Regions from separate parts of the Mus musculus genome. Here region 2 is linked to region 1. Evidence: chromatin loops called from intact Hi-C (ENCODE). Cell type or tissue: left cerebral cortex. All regions are shown on one strand.

Region 1 (8,000 bases):
CGACTAGGCCATCTTTTGATACATATGCAGCTAGAGTCAAGAGCTCCGGGGTACTGGTTAGTTCATAATGTTGTTCCACCTATAGGGTTGCAGATCTCTTTAGCTCCTTGGGTACTTTCTCTAGCTCCTACATTGGGAGCCCTGTGATCCATCCAACAGCTGACTATGAGCATCCACTTCTGTGTTTGCTAGGCCCCGGCATAGTCTCACAAGAGACAGCTACATCTGGGTCCTTTCGATAAAATCTTGCTAGTGTATGCAATGGTGTCAGCGTTTGGAAACTGATTATGGGGTGGATCCCTGGATATGGCAGTCTCTAGATGGTTCATCCTTTCGTCTCAGCTCCAAACTTTGTCTCTGTAACTCCTTCCATGGGTGTTTTGCTCCCAAATCTAAGGAGGGGCATAGTGTCCACACTTCAGTCTTCATTCTTCTTGAGTTTCATGTGTTTAGCAAATTGTATCTTATATCTTGGGTATCCTAGGTTTTGGGCTAATATCCACTTATCAGTGAGTACATATTGTGTGAGTTCCTTTGTGAATATGTTACCTCACTCAGGATGATGCCCTCCAGGTCCATCCATTTGGCTAGGAATTTCATAAATTCATTCTTTTTAATAGCTGAGTAGTACTCCATTGTGTAGATGTACCACATTTTCTGTATCCATTCCTCTGTTGAGGGGCATCTGGGTTCTTTCCAGCTTCTGGCTATTATAAATAAGGCTGCTATGAACATAGTAGCTGGTCTGACTACCTCGCCAGCAGTGTACATCAGATAACTTGTTTCTCCTGGCCCCAGTGCTCATGGTCCATCTCCCCTCATGACAGCTTCCTCCTCTCTTTGTTGTCCTTCCGGATCCTGGTCTCTCCTCGCTCCTCTGTCTTCCCCAACCCCAACCAAGTCACTCAAAACCTACCTACCTCCAATCCCTCCAGCAATTGCCTGCAGCCAATTTTATTTAACCAATGAGTTTTTGTTTGTTTGTTTGTTTGTTTGTTGTTGTTGTTTTGGGACAGGGTTTCTCTGTGTAGCCCTGGCTGTCCTGGAACTCACTTTGTAGACCAGGCAGGCTGGCCTCGAATAACCAATGGTTTTAAATCAAGGAACAAGGTTTGCACAACAAAATCCTGTAAAGGAGAGAATTCACTCCTATCCTAGACCTTTGGGTACAGAATTTAGCATTATAATACATAGCAACAGACCAAACCTCAACAGGTTTGACTTAACTAGTGATGGTACTGGAGTAGACACTGAGGCCTTGATTAAGGGCATGGAATGTGTACAGGTACTTACATTATTTTTGATATTGTTTTTCTTCATTCCCAGGAACTTAATTTAGGGTGTCACACATTCTAGGTAAACCTACCTCTGAGCTATACTTTCAGTCCAGCCTGCATCTGCTAAAGACAAAATGTAAAACCCAATGTCCCATCTCCCCTGATCGTGTTGATGAAGAAATAGAATGTACACGAATAGGTTTATTGAACTGTTTATTAGAATGTTGAGAAAAACACCCATACCCACTGGCGACATTGCCTCCCAAGGACTCCTTCCTATCTAAGAGAAGAGTCAGGCATAGGAGGCCACTGTAAGCACAAAACTTAGTTTACACCAGGCCTTTGCAGACCACTGGAGTCTCTATGCTCTGCCTTGGCATTTGGAAGCCCACTTGATGTTGTTACTGTTTATCTCTTTCAAAAGAATGTGTTTGAAGCTGGACAGTGGTGATTCCTGCCTTTAATCCCAGAGCTCAGGAGACAGGTAGGCAGATCTCTTGAGTTCCAGGCCACCCTGGTCTACAGAGTGAGTTTCAGGATAGCCAAGGCTACACAGAGAAACCCTGTCTTGAAAAAAAAAAATTCATTTGTGGGACTGCAGCAATGGCTTGGTGGTTAAGGGTGCTTGGTGCTGTGACAGAGGACCAGGGTCTTCAATTCCCAGCACCCGTGTATAGCAACTCTCAACTGCCTGTAACTTTAGCTCCAGGGGATCAGATGTCTTCTGGCATCTGCAAGTACCCCCATATATGTAGCAGTGTTGTGTGACAATTTTTTTTTAAGGAGATGCAACCCTAGATATGGAACTCATGGCAGACCAAAGTCCAAATACCGCCAAAGTCCAACTTGGTGAACCAATGGATTTTATTGGGGTTACTTCAGGAATATGGGGTTATTATGAGAACAGAAATGGCTCAAAGACAGTTGCATCACCAAGGCCCACTGTAGCATGGGTGACAGCTCACAAAAGCTGAGAAACCCAGATCATGCTGCAGAGCCTGCAGGCAGCTCTAAAGGTTAGAGAATGTCCTTTCCAAGAGACTCCGGTCTCTTCCAGGAAGCTCAGCTGTTCCTCCCAAGTAGCTGGTCTGGTCTCAGAGTCTTCTTTGCATCTTATCTGAGAGAGATTCTCAGCTTTTATTGCTTACTCTGGCAAGGAGGGGCCTAGTGAATCTGCTCAGTTTCCGGAACTTCTAGAGGCTTTTCTGAGTTTTTTGCCTTCCTGTTTAAGACCTTTCTTATATAGTGGAATGTTTTAATCTCAGAGGAAACTGTTATACAACAGGTATACATTCATACACACACACACACAATATATATATATATATATTCACCACTCATTAGACAGAGGCAGGTGGATATCTTGAGTTTTGAAGCTAGCTTAGTCTATGTATCAAGTCAGAACAACCAAGGCTACATAGTATGACCCTGTCTCAAAAAAACAAACAAACAAACAAACAAAAAAAGACAGGTGGAAGAGTGGCTCAGCAGTTCCTAGCACCATGTGATAACTCATAAACCTGTCACTCCAGTTCTTGTGATATGACTCCCTCTTTTGGCACCAGGCATGAACACAAGCACACTGGCATGTGCACACACACACCACACAGACACATACATACACACAAAAAAAGCAAAACACTGATACACATAAACTTCTGAAAAGAAACATAGTATTTGTTACAGAGTCGCTTGACTCCATCTTGAGCTGAACATGGAATTTCTGTGTCCAAAAGGATTTTGTTCACTTATTTTTACAAATGTTAAAGTGTTCAAAATACAATATTTATTTATTTATTGTTTATTTATTTATTTATTATTAGAATTTGGCATATCTAGAAAAGGCTAGAGGAAGTCAGAACCATTCACTGTGTAAAACCAGGGAAGAAATCAACAATTCCAAATTCTTCATTAGGTCAGGGTCCTGAGTTGAGATCACATCTGCTACAGGTGTTTTAAGTCAGAACTGCTGTGTTTTGTAACTAAGGAGCCCAAACCTAGACTTGATTAGTGAAGACTTACAGGTGTGTATGAGTAACAGCGTTCTAGCAGCCAATTGGCTGATTCTAGCATGCGTGCTATTTGGCTTGTAAAAATTTTATAAATATTTCTTAAATCCAGCCTCCTGGTTCTCGGAAATCAGTTGCCTTCATCTGATTCCAAGACCTGTTTGAACAAATAAACACCTTCTATTTCCCCTTACAAGATCACACACTTAAGTGTCAGCTGCCTGTGGATAGATGCAGAGAAAGCAGGTCCTGCTGTGAGTTTAAAAACCAGCTGGTAAGGTGTGTCTTTGAGCTAAGAAAGGCCCACACCGCCACCCCCACGGAGCCCTTAAGTAACCATCGCCCAGCAGCTGCTAATGAGGGCCCTCTTTATTCATCAGCTTTCAAGACAGCTTTTCCCAGGGGCAGTTTGCCCATTGAGCGTGCCTCTCCAGTGCTTTAGGGGTAGGTAAAACAGGGTTTCCCTTGGAGGACAGAGTCAGACACACAGTACCAGACCCAGTGACAGAAGTTCCAGGGTCCCCCACCAGCCAAGGGGGAAGTGAGAAACAGCCACCGAATTCCTTCCGGGAGAATTTGAAAGTCTCTGGATGACCTAAGCACTTTCCCTTCTCCCAACCCCCAGGGCCAGCTCAAGCGGCCAAACTTAAGACTAGAGCTCTATAATGCCAACGTCATTTGCTTAAATAAATCCTAAGAGGAAAGAGAGACCCTAAAACCTCTAAGGTTAAAAAAACAAGTAAGCAGGGGGCTGGAGAGATGGCTCAGTGGTTAAGAGCACTGACTGCTCTTCCCAAGGTCCTGAGTTCAAATCTCGGCAACCACTTGTTGGTTCACAACCATTTGTAATGAGATCAGATGCCATACTTCTGGTGTGTCTAAAAACAGCTGCAGTGTACTCATATAATAAGTACATCTTTTAAAAAAAAAAAAAAAGCAAATAAGTTTAGATTTAGAATTATAGTTTGTTTTATAGCCCAGACTGAGTTTAAAACAATCCTCCTGCCTCTGCCTCCCAAATGCTTGGATTGCCGGTGAGCCACCATGCTTAGCAAGAGTTAACATTGTGATGCAGAGCTGCCCAGACTTTGCATTGCACAATTCAGGATGCCAATTTTCAGACACGACAGTAACTATGATGATGCCACCAGACCCTGCATAGGCCATCTAAAGTATGTCCACCTCATCCTGCTAGACCTTGACTTGCCAGTCCACTCACAATCCATCGGGTTCCACAAAAAACACCCTCCGGTCTGCCTCAGCCAGTAACTTGCTGATCAGGCACCCCTGTTAAACATCCTGAGTGCTTAGGCCAGAGAAGGCTGGCTCCACCCTCTCCCTCCATTCTTGCACTACACAGTGGAGAGGTGGCTCAGTGGTTAGGAGTACTCATTATTGCTTCTGCAGATTTTGTGGTAAATAGTATTGGGGGCTTCTAGCCCACCTTAGATCATTTAGTTCCCAAAATAAAAGACACAAAACCTTTCTATTTATAATAAGCCTTAAAGCACTAAAGCTGGGCAGATATCAACCCTCTATGTTATTTTGTCTACTCTCCCATCAATAATCCTGAGATACCAGTTGCCACATTTTGTCTGGGCTGCTCCTACTCTAACTGGCTGGCCCTCGTGGCCATGTGCTCACCATCCACCTACCCCATGCGCCTCCTTTCTTCTTCCCTATTTGTCTATGCTGTAGACCCCAAATCTGAGGACCCAAAGCCCCCACCTACCTCTTTTCTGCCCAGCTACAGGTTGTAGGCACCTTTATTCAACCAATAGTTTTAAATTAAGGAGTAAGGTTTGCACAACAAAAGCTGGTATACATGAGCATTCATTCCTCTTGAGGCAACTAAACCTTAGGATACAGAATTTAGCAATGCAGTACATAGTAACAGAGCAATAGCTGAGGACCTGGGTTTGGTTCCCAGCATCCACATGGTGGCTCAAAAACATCTGTAGGTCCAGTTCCAGAGGATCTGACACTCGTTTCTGACCTCCTCAGGCACCAGGCATTTATGATGCGCATAAAAATGTTCAAGCAAAACATTCATAGATAATTCATACATATAGAATAAAAGTAAAAAAAAAAAAATTTTTGCAGGATACACCAAAAGGTAGAAAACGACCCAAGTCGGAAGGAATGCTGTTTAAATATACAAACAAAGCCCTGAGCCACAGGAGGAACAGAGAAAAGGCTACGCCCTGAGCAGCAGGGCAGGAGAGCTTAGAGACGACAGAACCATTCCATTCCCATCTGGAGGAGAATCAAGACCTTTTCTTTCTTCCTGCTCAGAGAGGGGGCGGAGGAGGGTAATTATTTCTTGGATCCAGTGGAGTGGCTATCTGCCTTCAGAGGAAGTGGAAGGCTGCAGAAGAGGAAAGAAAAGGGGGTCTATTAATAGCCCTGGCTGTGTCCGAAGCACAGGGATCTACAGAGCTGGAGGGAAGGGAAGCCTGAGCAAGCAGTCACTTCCATTGCTGTGCCTGGTGGCAAGGCTTTGACAGGAAGAAGGAAGGAATCCCAAGGGAGGCTTGGAAAAGGGGGAGACCCCCCCTACATAGCTACAGTCCCCCCCAAAAAAACGCATTCTTCACTAGGGTCAGTTAGAAGCGGTGAGAAGTCGTTTAATGTAAACAATAAGCCAGGTGTGCTGTTGCAAAGCAGTAATGCTAGCACTTGGCAAATAGGAGGATCACCACCTGAAGCAGAAGGCAGTAGCGTGAAGCAGGGGGATTACCAGGAGTGTAGGTGCATAGTGACTTCCAGGACAGTTTGGGTTACAGATTGAGATTCTGCCTCAAACGATAAAAGAGCAGATCTTGGTGGTGTTGGCCTGAATCCTAGTGTTTTGGAGATGAAAGCAGGGGGGTGAAAAGTTCTGGGAACTGAAAATACCCCTCCTCCTCGGTGGTCAAGGGTGCTTGATGCTCTTCCAGCGGATCAGACTTTCTTCCCAGCACCCACTTTGTGCAGCTCACAGCCACTGCTGACTGCAACCCCTGGACATCCAATAGCCTCTTCTTGTCGCGGTAGGCATCCAGGAACATGTAGCATACATACACAGCCACACACAGAGACATGTAAATTAAAATTAAAATCTGGGGCTGGAGAGATGGCTCAGTAACCACTGAGCACCGCCTGCTCTTCCAGAGGTCCTGAGTTCAATTCCCAGCAACCACGTGGTGGCTCACAACCACCTGTAATGGGATCCAATCCCCTCTTCTGGTGTGTTTGTAGACAGCGACAGTGTATTCAAATACATCAAATAAATACACCTTTTAAAAAAAATTAAAATCTTGGAAAAAAAAGTTTGCAAGACCAGTTTTAGCAACATACGGGGATTTGAGCCCAGCCTGGATGCCATAAAACCCTGTCTCAAAAAACTACAATAGGAAGGAAGAGGGGTGGTTAGTGGTTGGTTAGACCAAAATTAAAGATGCATAAAACTCTTCATGAAAACCAGTTATTTTGCTTATTGAAGATAGTTTTGGTTTTTTTTTTCATATTATATATTCTGATTATGGTTTCCCCTCCCCCAACTCCTCCCAGATCCTCCCCACCTCTCCACCCACCCAAATCTATACCCTTTTGTTAGCATTCCTTCTAGGATCCACCCCACAGTTACCTGGCAACAGCCAGGTATGCCTGACTCACTACAAAAGGGGCTGCTTGCCCCCTCCTCACTCTCTTATCCATTTATCCTCTTATTCTCTGCCCCTTCTCCCTCTTTCCTCATCCCCCTCCTCCACGTTTCTGCTCTCTCTCTCTCTCTCTCTCTTCCCTCCTCTCTGTCCCTTCTTTCCCCATACCCCCATTCCCCTCCTCCCTCTCTCTCCACTTGTCTATGCCCGCCTCTTCTCTCTCTCTCTCTCTCTCTCTCTCTCTCTCTCTCTCTCTCTCTCTCTCTCTGCCTTTCTCTGTCTCTACTCCCTCCTCAACTCCCCTCCCCTCCCCTAAATAAACTCAATTCCATACTATATGGCTGATCCCTCAGGGGGAAGGGATGCCTCAACATGGACCCGCAAAGGCACCCCCCTTCCACCTCACTATACCTCACCTCTACAAAACATATACTGCCTCTCTTCTTTTTTTTATAAAACACAACACTTTTCTTGCTTACTCTCTTTAAAAAACAAACAGAGGCCTGACAATGATGGCACATGCTTGAAATCCCAGCACTTGGGAGGCAGAGGCAGGTGGATTTCTGATTTCCAGGCCAGCCTGGTCTACAGAGTGAGTTCTAGGACATCCTGGGCTACACAGAGAAACCCTGTCTTGAAAATATACACACACACCACCACCACCACAACAATAACCAACCAACTAAAGCCATGCATCTTAAACAATATTTTAAAAAATTAAAATAAAAAATAAAAGGATCAAAGAAATAAAACACCAGAGATACATATCATGTATAGACACAGAGACACACACTCATTTACACACACAGAAATCCCATGAAGACACAAAACTAGAAACCATGATACAGCAGGGAAACAAAACAAAACAAAACAATGGCCAGACAAAGCATTATAAGACAAAAATCCCTGCAGAAATATATACAATTAAACATGGCCATCTACTGTTGGGCGTGGGGCCTGTCCTTAACTGTGGAAAACTAATTAATTACTTTAAAATCTAATTTAAAAATATTTTTTTAAAGAGGGCGCAGTTTTGTGGGGAGCCAAGGAAGCCCTGAGTGAGTGTTTAG
Region 2 (8,000 bases), 60 kb after region 1:
ATTGGGAGCTATGACATGTGGTCTGTGTATTTTCCGTTTCTGAATTCTAATTTAGTCTTTACTTGTTAGATTGTGAAATAGCCTCATTAAAGTCATCATTACAGAGGGCTTGGTCCTCAGACACAAGCTGCATGTCTTTACTGTCTGGTCTAGGGCGGCTTGTGATGGTGTTCACCCCTAAACTGGCAGATTAGTAGTTTGTTTAGAGATTCCTAGCAACTGGCATGAATAAGTCTCATATGGAGAACCATTTCCTCTCTGGTCCTTGTCTCCCTAAATGATGCAAAACCATTTGTTGCAAACTGGTCCTTCATAAACAAAGTTACCCTCTGGTTTTGCTCTTTGCTTCTGAGCAGAACATTCCTGCAGGCCTGAGGCACTGGCCACATTGTCCTAAGGAGTGACCTGCTCCTCCCATGAATGAGGGCTCACTGCTTTGAATTCACCAAAACACAATGTAGTTTCCCTTATTTCCACACAGCTTTGTTGGGACCAGACTTTCATCTCACACTAAGCTTAGTGACCCCCCCCCCCCTTTCTGGGTATCCTAAGAGGGTTGATTTCTTGTCTATGTGTTAATTGATTTTGGTTAATTTTTATGTGTATTGGCATTTTGTCTGCATATATATCTGCACCACATGTGTGCCTGGTGCCTTTGGGAGACCGAAGAGGGCGTTGGACAGAATAGGGTAATTCCCTATTACTGACTGGAATTATTGGTGGTTGTGAGCCATCATATGGGTGCTGGGAATTGAACCCAGGATCTTTACCAGAGCAACACGTGCTCTTATTCACCGAGCCATCTCTCCAGCCCCTAATGTGTTAACTTCATTCTTTAGTTCTTCATCTTTCACAGACTTCAACATCTTATTTTCTCTCTCTCTTTTTAAAAAGATTTTATTTATTTATTTTTTTAATATATATGACAAGCACACTGTAGCTGTCTTCAGACACATCAGAAGAGGGCATCAGATCCCATTACAGATGGTTGTGAGCCACCATGTGGTTGCTGGGAATTGAATTCAGGACCTCTGGAAGAGCTGTCAGTGTTCTTAACCACTGAGCCATCTCTCCAGCCTCTTATTTCTCTTTTAAATTAATTAATTAATTTTATTTTTTATGTGTATTGGTGTTTTGCCTGCAGGTTTACTGTGTGTATGCAGTACCTACAGTGGCCAGAAGTACAGTTAGTTGTTAGCTGCCCTGTGGGTGCTGGGAATAGAACCAGTTCCTATGGGAGAGCAACCAGTGCTCTTAACCACTGAGCATCTCTCTGGCCCCCAGATGCCTTATTTTGTAAACTTTAGCATATATGTTAATCACTCTGCTAAAATGTAGATTCAGGTTGTCCGTCCACCTGTCAGCCCCACCATCCCTGTTCTTTGCGACACAGATTTACTGTGTTTTAGCCCCAGCTGGGCTTGAACTCTTGGCAGGCAGGCTTCCTTCTTCAACCTGTTGTACTGTATTTGCATCACACTCACAGGTGGTGCAGAGGGGCAAGGTGCTGATATGGGCTTGGTCCATGGGTCACACGGGGAGCATCCAGAGTTACACTTCCCATTGCACTTGCTGTGTGTCTTGAGACCTTGTACTTTCGGATTATCCTGCTGGTTTTCTATCCTCATTCCTTCTCTCCCAGAAACTGTTCAAGATCTCAGAGGTAGGAAGGTAGATTGTTGGCTGCACAGGTAAAATTTCCAGTGAATATTCTCCATGAACTGGGTGTGCTGGTGTGTAGAGGCAAGAACTATAGAGAAAGTTTGAGGTCAGCCTGGACTACATGAGATTGTCTCCAAATTAAAGGAAAAAAGAAAAAAAGAAAAAGTAAGTTAAATCCAGGATGTTTAGATACACACACAAAAAAAGTATGTTAAAAAGCAAGATGTTTCTCTAGAAGAAACTGTTTAGAACTGATACCTGCAGGAAGAAAAAACCAAAAAAACAAAAAACTTCACATTCAGGCCAAAGGCAACCAAGTATACCTTGATTTGCTTGCCAGTTTATTTATCTTTGGAAGTAATAATAGAAACTACGAATGGGCTGGGCTCCATCTGCGGCTTGCTTTGTAGGAAGTCCAGATGACCTCGGCTTAGCCTCAGCCTACATTTCCTGCTGATCCTTGGAGCTGGGGGGGTGGGGGTGGGGGTGATGGAGCGGGGGTGGGGGGGTGGGGGTGGGGAGGGGACAGGGACGGGACAACGACACAGGGAAGGCCTCTTGCCTGAACAAACAAAATCAACACCGTCCTTCACTTCTAGTTTGGCGGTCTAGGAAGAAGCGAGCTTAATGAAGATAGCCAGTATCTTTTTGTGCCACAGAAAGAAGAATGGGCCCAGAAGCGGCCAGAGGGCACATTCTCCCTCCCAGTGCAGGGTTCCCCAGGACTGCCTCCGCGGATTCAGTACAGTCGCCCTGTGGCGGTGGGTAGGCATGTGTAGGGTTAAATGTTTTTTTATTGAGAGATACAAAGGACCTGTCTCCTGAGATGCTGGTGGTCAGGAACATAGATTCAAAGCAATCAGCCAGTTTTACTGAAGTCATACAAACAAACCCCTTTGTAGTTTCAAGTGTTTTCTCTTTTCATGCTTTAAAATGCAACATTTTAGGTACATTTTACCATATTAAAGTTTTCTTACCAGGCCCGGGAGACACATCTGTAATCCCAGCCCTGGATGGGAGGGAAGAGGAGGGTTGTGAGTTTGAGACCCCGTGTTAAAGGGGACAAAGGTTTTTCTACTTCTCACTTGTTTTCTTATCTGCTGAGTTTCCCCTCCACCCCTCCCTCCATTCCCATGAAGGAAAAATCTCTGAAATTCTTGTATTTGGGGATTATGCTCAGGTGGGTTGGGCCTAGCCCAGCATCTCTCTCATAAATTGTGGTTTGTCCTTATGGTGGGATGCTATTTGGCTGCTAGAAGTAATGGGGCATCGAGGGCTGGAGAGGCAGCTCAGTGGTGAAGAGTGTACACTGCTTTTGCCGAGCACCAGAGCTCAGTTCCTAGCACCAACATTGGGATTCTTGCAACCTGCTGTAATGCTAGTTCAAGGGACTCCGCCACCCTCTTGTGGCCCCTGTAGGTACTGCATACACATGGTGCCCAGACAAGCAGAAACTCATATACAGGAAACAAAAATGAATACATTTTTTAAAAAAGATTAAAAAATATCAGGTAACTCTCTAGAAATATAAGTGAGACTGGTAATTGCCTGGGCCCGGAGGGCAGGAGAGAATTGATGCTGGGTTTCTTTGTGGGGGATAATAGGTGTTTGTGTGTGTGTGTGGGGGGGGGGGGGGGAGCTGGAGAGATGGCTCAGCGGTTAAGAGCACTGATTGCTCTTCCAGAGGTCCTGAGTTCAATTCCCAACAACCAAATGGTGGCTCACAACCATCTGTAATGGGATCTGATGCCCTCTTCTGGTGTGTCTGAAGAGAGTGACAGTGTATTCACATACCTAAAGTAAATTAATCTTAAAAAAGAAATAGATGTTGGGTGTTGTGCGATAGATGACAGTGCCTGCTGTATAAGTCTGTGTCTATTGCCATCCTGGATGAGCTATGATATTCAGACGTCAGTGTATTCTCTAGGAGCTCATCGGGCTGAGTGAGGGTGAACACTTAGATCTAACCAATCTGTCTTCTCCAGGGCGCGGAGTCCTGCCTTACTCTCTTCTCCCTGTGAGTGGGACTGGCACCCAGGCTACAGCTCCAGGCCCAGGTACTCAGGAGGCCACAGACCGGTGTCCACCTACAGCCTGCTCTCCCAGGTACTTGCTGACTTGTCTCTTAGTAACCGAGTCACTGGCTCACACAAAGTTTGATCTATTATTTCACATCATAGATAAAGACAAGGTCACTATGTTCCAGGTTGCCAGAATGTTTATGTGTGCTTTCTCAAGAAATCTGATTGTAATCTCTTTTTTGTTTGTTCTTTTGTTGGTTGTTTTGTTTTGTTTTATTTTGTTTTGTTTTAACTAGGTGTCTCTGTTTAGTTTGATTGTCCTGGAACTTACTTTAAAACCAAAATGGCATTGAACTCAGAGATCTGCCTGTCTCTGCCTCCCTAGTGCCAGATAAAAGGTGTGTGCCACCACTGCCCACCTGTACTGCCCGCCTGTTGGTGATATCTTTTTTACAGAGTGAAGAGATGAAGTCCTATCTGGGCTGTAGACATAGTTCGGACTCTAGTCTCAATCTCCATTCTTTCATAAAAAATGAAGGAGGAGGAAGGATGGCTTAGCCTGTTGCATCCTGCCAAGGTTGGGTGATGTATTTTCTTGGCTGAGGCACGTGTGTAGGTAGAGCTCTTATGACTCATGATAACCCCATAGCTGGTGGGAGTAGTTTTTGGTATGCCTGGTGTCTGGCGTTGGCGATCATTTTGCTGTAGATCACATTTAGCTCATCCTCATTGAGATGGAAAAAAATTATTGTTCTATCGAATGGTACTTGGGAGTAGATTAAAAAAAGAACACACTGGCTTCTAAAGATAGAATATTTACTTGATTTTAGTGAGTACTAAGGGCATTACCTATTTCCCGACTCACTTTTAAGGATGAATTATACAAGATTTACAAGGTATTAGGTATTATTTCGACAGATGTTTGGGCGTGTATTTATTCTTAGTTACGGTTTAGTCCTGATGTGGCCTGTCTGTGGCAAGCCCACAATGGGGTTGGATTTTTCTTCATGTACTTGGTTCATAATTCCATCTGCGTTAGCGGGCATCTCCTGCCTGGGTGGAGAAGTGGAGTCTAGTGGTGTGTGAACTGCATACCCTCGATTGACAAGTAGCTGCTCAGGGCCCAGGCTGTATCGTGTGGTCTTAGATACAGGCCTTATTGCTGTGATCCTCAGATTCAGGGCAAAGTCAGCCTGGAGCTTAACCATCAGCAGGGAGAGATGGGATGGACACAGGACAAGGTACAGTCACAAAGACTCGTCCCCACCATTGAGTTCCTACAGCCAGGGCCAACCTAAAGCAATGGTTCTCAACCTGTGGGTCGCCACTCCTTTTACAGGGGTCGAATATCAGATATCCTGCATATAAGATATTAACATCACAATTCAAAACAGAAACAAGGTTACAGTTACGAAGTAGCAACAAAATAATTTTATGTTTGGGGGGGGGGGTTCACCACAACAGGAAGAACTGTGTTAAAGGGTCGAGGGGCATTAGGGAGGTTGAGAACCACTATACTAAAGCTTCTAGCGCTTCTCCAATCTAGAGACCTTCTCTTTAATGCATGGATCTGGGGTAGACATTTCACATTTAGTTCCAGCGAGCACACTTGACCGGAGTAGGTCTCCATTGAGTCCCCAGGGTTATGAGTGCGATGTCCTATATAGCATTCTGAAAGGTTTCGAATTTGCTTATCCAGATTGCAGAAGTGCTTTGTGACATGAGAGTTGAGAGTTCTATATGGGATCTGCTAATTTAGTCAAATCAACTGGAAGGACATTGTAGACTATGGCAGAGTGTGCCTTGGGCCTTCCGAGATGCTGTAACAAAACTTAAGCTGTGTAACCTAAAAGCAATAAATCTGGGCTGGAGAGGTGGCTCAGTGGTTAGGTCCTGAGTTCAATTCCCAGCAACCACATGGTGGCTCACAACCATCTGTAATGGGATCTGATGCCCTCTTCTGGTGTGTCAGTGTATTCACATATATAAAACAAACAAATCTTTAAAAAAAAAACCCAAAACAATAAATCCCTCTCCTCCCTCCTTCCCTCCCTCCCTTCCTCTCTCTCTCCCTGTGTGTGTGTGTGTGTGTGTGAGAGAGAGAGAGAGAGAGAGAGAGAGAGAGAGAGAGAGAGAGACAGAGACAGAGACAGAGACAGGGTTTTACTGTGTAGCTCCTGGTTGTCCTGGAACTCACTCTGTAGACCAGGCTGGCCTCGAACTCAGAAATCAGCCAGGCTCTGCTCCCCAAGTGCTGTGATTAAAGGTGTGCACATCACCACTGTCTGGCTTTTTTTTTTTTTTTTTTTTTTTGAGGCAGGGTCTCACTATACCACTCTGGTTGACCTAGAACTCATTATGTAGACCCAAGTGGCCTCAGATTTACCAAGATCTGCCTGCTTCTGCCTCCTGAGTACTGGAACTGAAGGTATATGCCACCTCCCCCTTTATGATTTTTGAGACAGGGCCTCCCTACTGTGTCCTCTTGGCTGACCTGGAACTCTCTGTTGTAGAACAGGCTGGCCTCGAATCTCTGGTGGTCCCCTGCTGGAGTCTGAAAGAACGGTCTCCTCCACAGGACACAGTGGTAGTAGCTCACCTGGACCACCGTGTGCTTGTCCTAACACACACACACACACACACACACACACACACACACATTTGAACCACCTGGGTGTGATGGTACTTAGGAGTTGTCTTAAGGCGTGATTCGGTTATGAGGATTCTGCCCTCAAAACTAATGCTTTTATAAAGGAGGCTCCAAGCCAGCTATGGAAGCACCTCACAAGACAGGCTTTCTTAAAAGTCGATCAGGAGAACTGACTTTCAAGGAAGCCTGGCTGCTATGGGGAAGACTTGCCAGTCAGAGTTGCAAAAATCAGAACGTAGAAGGACCTCCTAGGAGCGAAGCTGCCCCGAGTTAAGGATTCCTAGATGCTCCTAAGTTCATTGAGCAAGGACGCTATGATCTACTAGCACTGTCTGGCCTGAGGGGAGGAGGGTGTATGCAGAGCCTCCTCTGGATCATTATCTGTCTTGTTCTTGGGGTCTCCTCTCATCAGCACGGTTTGAAGGTGGATTACTGAGTTCCAGCAGCCTGGTCTACCTAGTGAGTTCCAGGTCAACCAGGTCTACCTAGTGAATTCCTGTCTATAAGAAAGAAAGGGGCAGCGTTGTTATAGGCTGGGTGGAATTTTATGGCAGAACATTTGACTAGCATGCTTGAGGCCCTGGTTTTCACTCCTGGTACTGCAAGGAAAAAAGAAAAAAGGGTGACGGTGGCTATGTTCTTCCAGATGATACTCTTGCTGAGTTTTAAGTGTTTTTTGTTGTTCTGGTGTCTGTGTGTTTTTGTCTGTCTGTCTGTCTGTCTGTGTATGCACACAGAGGCCAGAGCATTGAATCCTCCTGGAGCTGAAGTCACAGGCAGGTGTGAACTGTCCACCTGGGGTCCTCTTAACGGCTGAGCCATCTCTCCAGCCCTATGCTTTTAGTCCGAGACAGGCTCTCATTGAGTTGCCCAGGCCAGCACTGAACTCGAGCCCTGTCTGCCTCTGTTTCCTTTGTAGTTGGGATGGGAAGCCTGTGCCACCAGTCCTGGCTCTGTTATCCCCTTCCTTCCTATCACTTGTCACTTGTAATAGTTTTTCCTCCATCAATGTCAGCCATGTTGGGTACCTGTCACTGGCTTGGGATCCCCCACAGGCCACACCCAGCTCTGTCTGAGGAACTCAGATGGACAGGCTATATATGCACTTAGAGCTGTGGTTCTGTGTACTTCAGCAGCCAGTCACATTGCTGTGTGTAGCTGTCCTTTGGGTCCCTCTTATGGTGGCTATGTGTGGAAGCCTAGAAGAGTTTCTTCTATGATTTCAAGGAACCTGGGGAGATGGCACCACAGCTTCTGGCTGATAGCAGGTCATCACTGAGCCTTGGTTTTGATATTGTGCATAAAGCAACTGGTGACAACAGTTTTCAGTTTGTCCCCAATTTGGGTTCATTCAGAGGTCATGTGTTACAGTGGGGATAGAAATGATGGCAGGCAGCATGCTCCCTCACACCTCACTCCAATTATTTATTTGAATTTCCACCAAACATATAAGACTATTTAATTATAATTATTGCTACTTGATGTTGATGTTAAGATGTAATAGTCAAAGTAATAACATACGTGTAAGATTCGTTTTGATTTTTTAAGTTTAAGCTTCGTTACTAAAATAATTAACTCCATTAATATACTTTGCAAAAGGTTTCTTTTTTTAAAGATTTATTTATTTATTTACTTATTATATGTAAGTATACTGTAGCTGTCTTCAG

Evidence for each region. Hi-C counts contacts between places; a loop is a spot of excess contacts. Peaks named below come from ENCODE experiments on the same cell type or tissue, not always from the same donor. Only the 100,000 strongest peaks of a DNase experiment are listed, where the experiment ranks them.
Region 2: a loop joins it to region 1, with 2.4 times the contacts of the local background. A loop is called at or near these places in 7 of 42 quality-filtered maps.

The regions. Positions count from the first base shown.
Region 1 is chr19:24,249,668-24,257,667 of GRCm38, reverse strand. No RefSeq gene overlaps it. Among named protein-coding and RNA genes, the nearest start is that of Fxn, 27 kb to the left of the region's middle. In left cerebral cortex, no CTCF peak of the experiment used is centred here; DNase peaks (open chromatin) are centred at 3,657 and 5,591.
Region 2 is chr19:24,189,477-24,197,476 of GRCm38, reverse strand. It overlaps Tjp2 (tight junction protein 2), which reads left to right. Exons shown (of 24, transcript NM_001376368.1): 2 at 3,648-3,768. Among named protein-coding and RNA genes, the nearest start is that of Tjp2, 32 kb to the left of the region's middle. In left cerebral cortex, CTCF peaks have their summits at 1,167 and 3,064 (motif pointing left); a DNase peak (open chromatin) is centred at 4,314.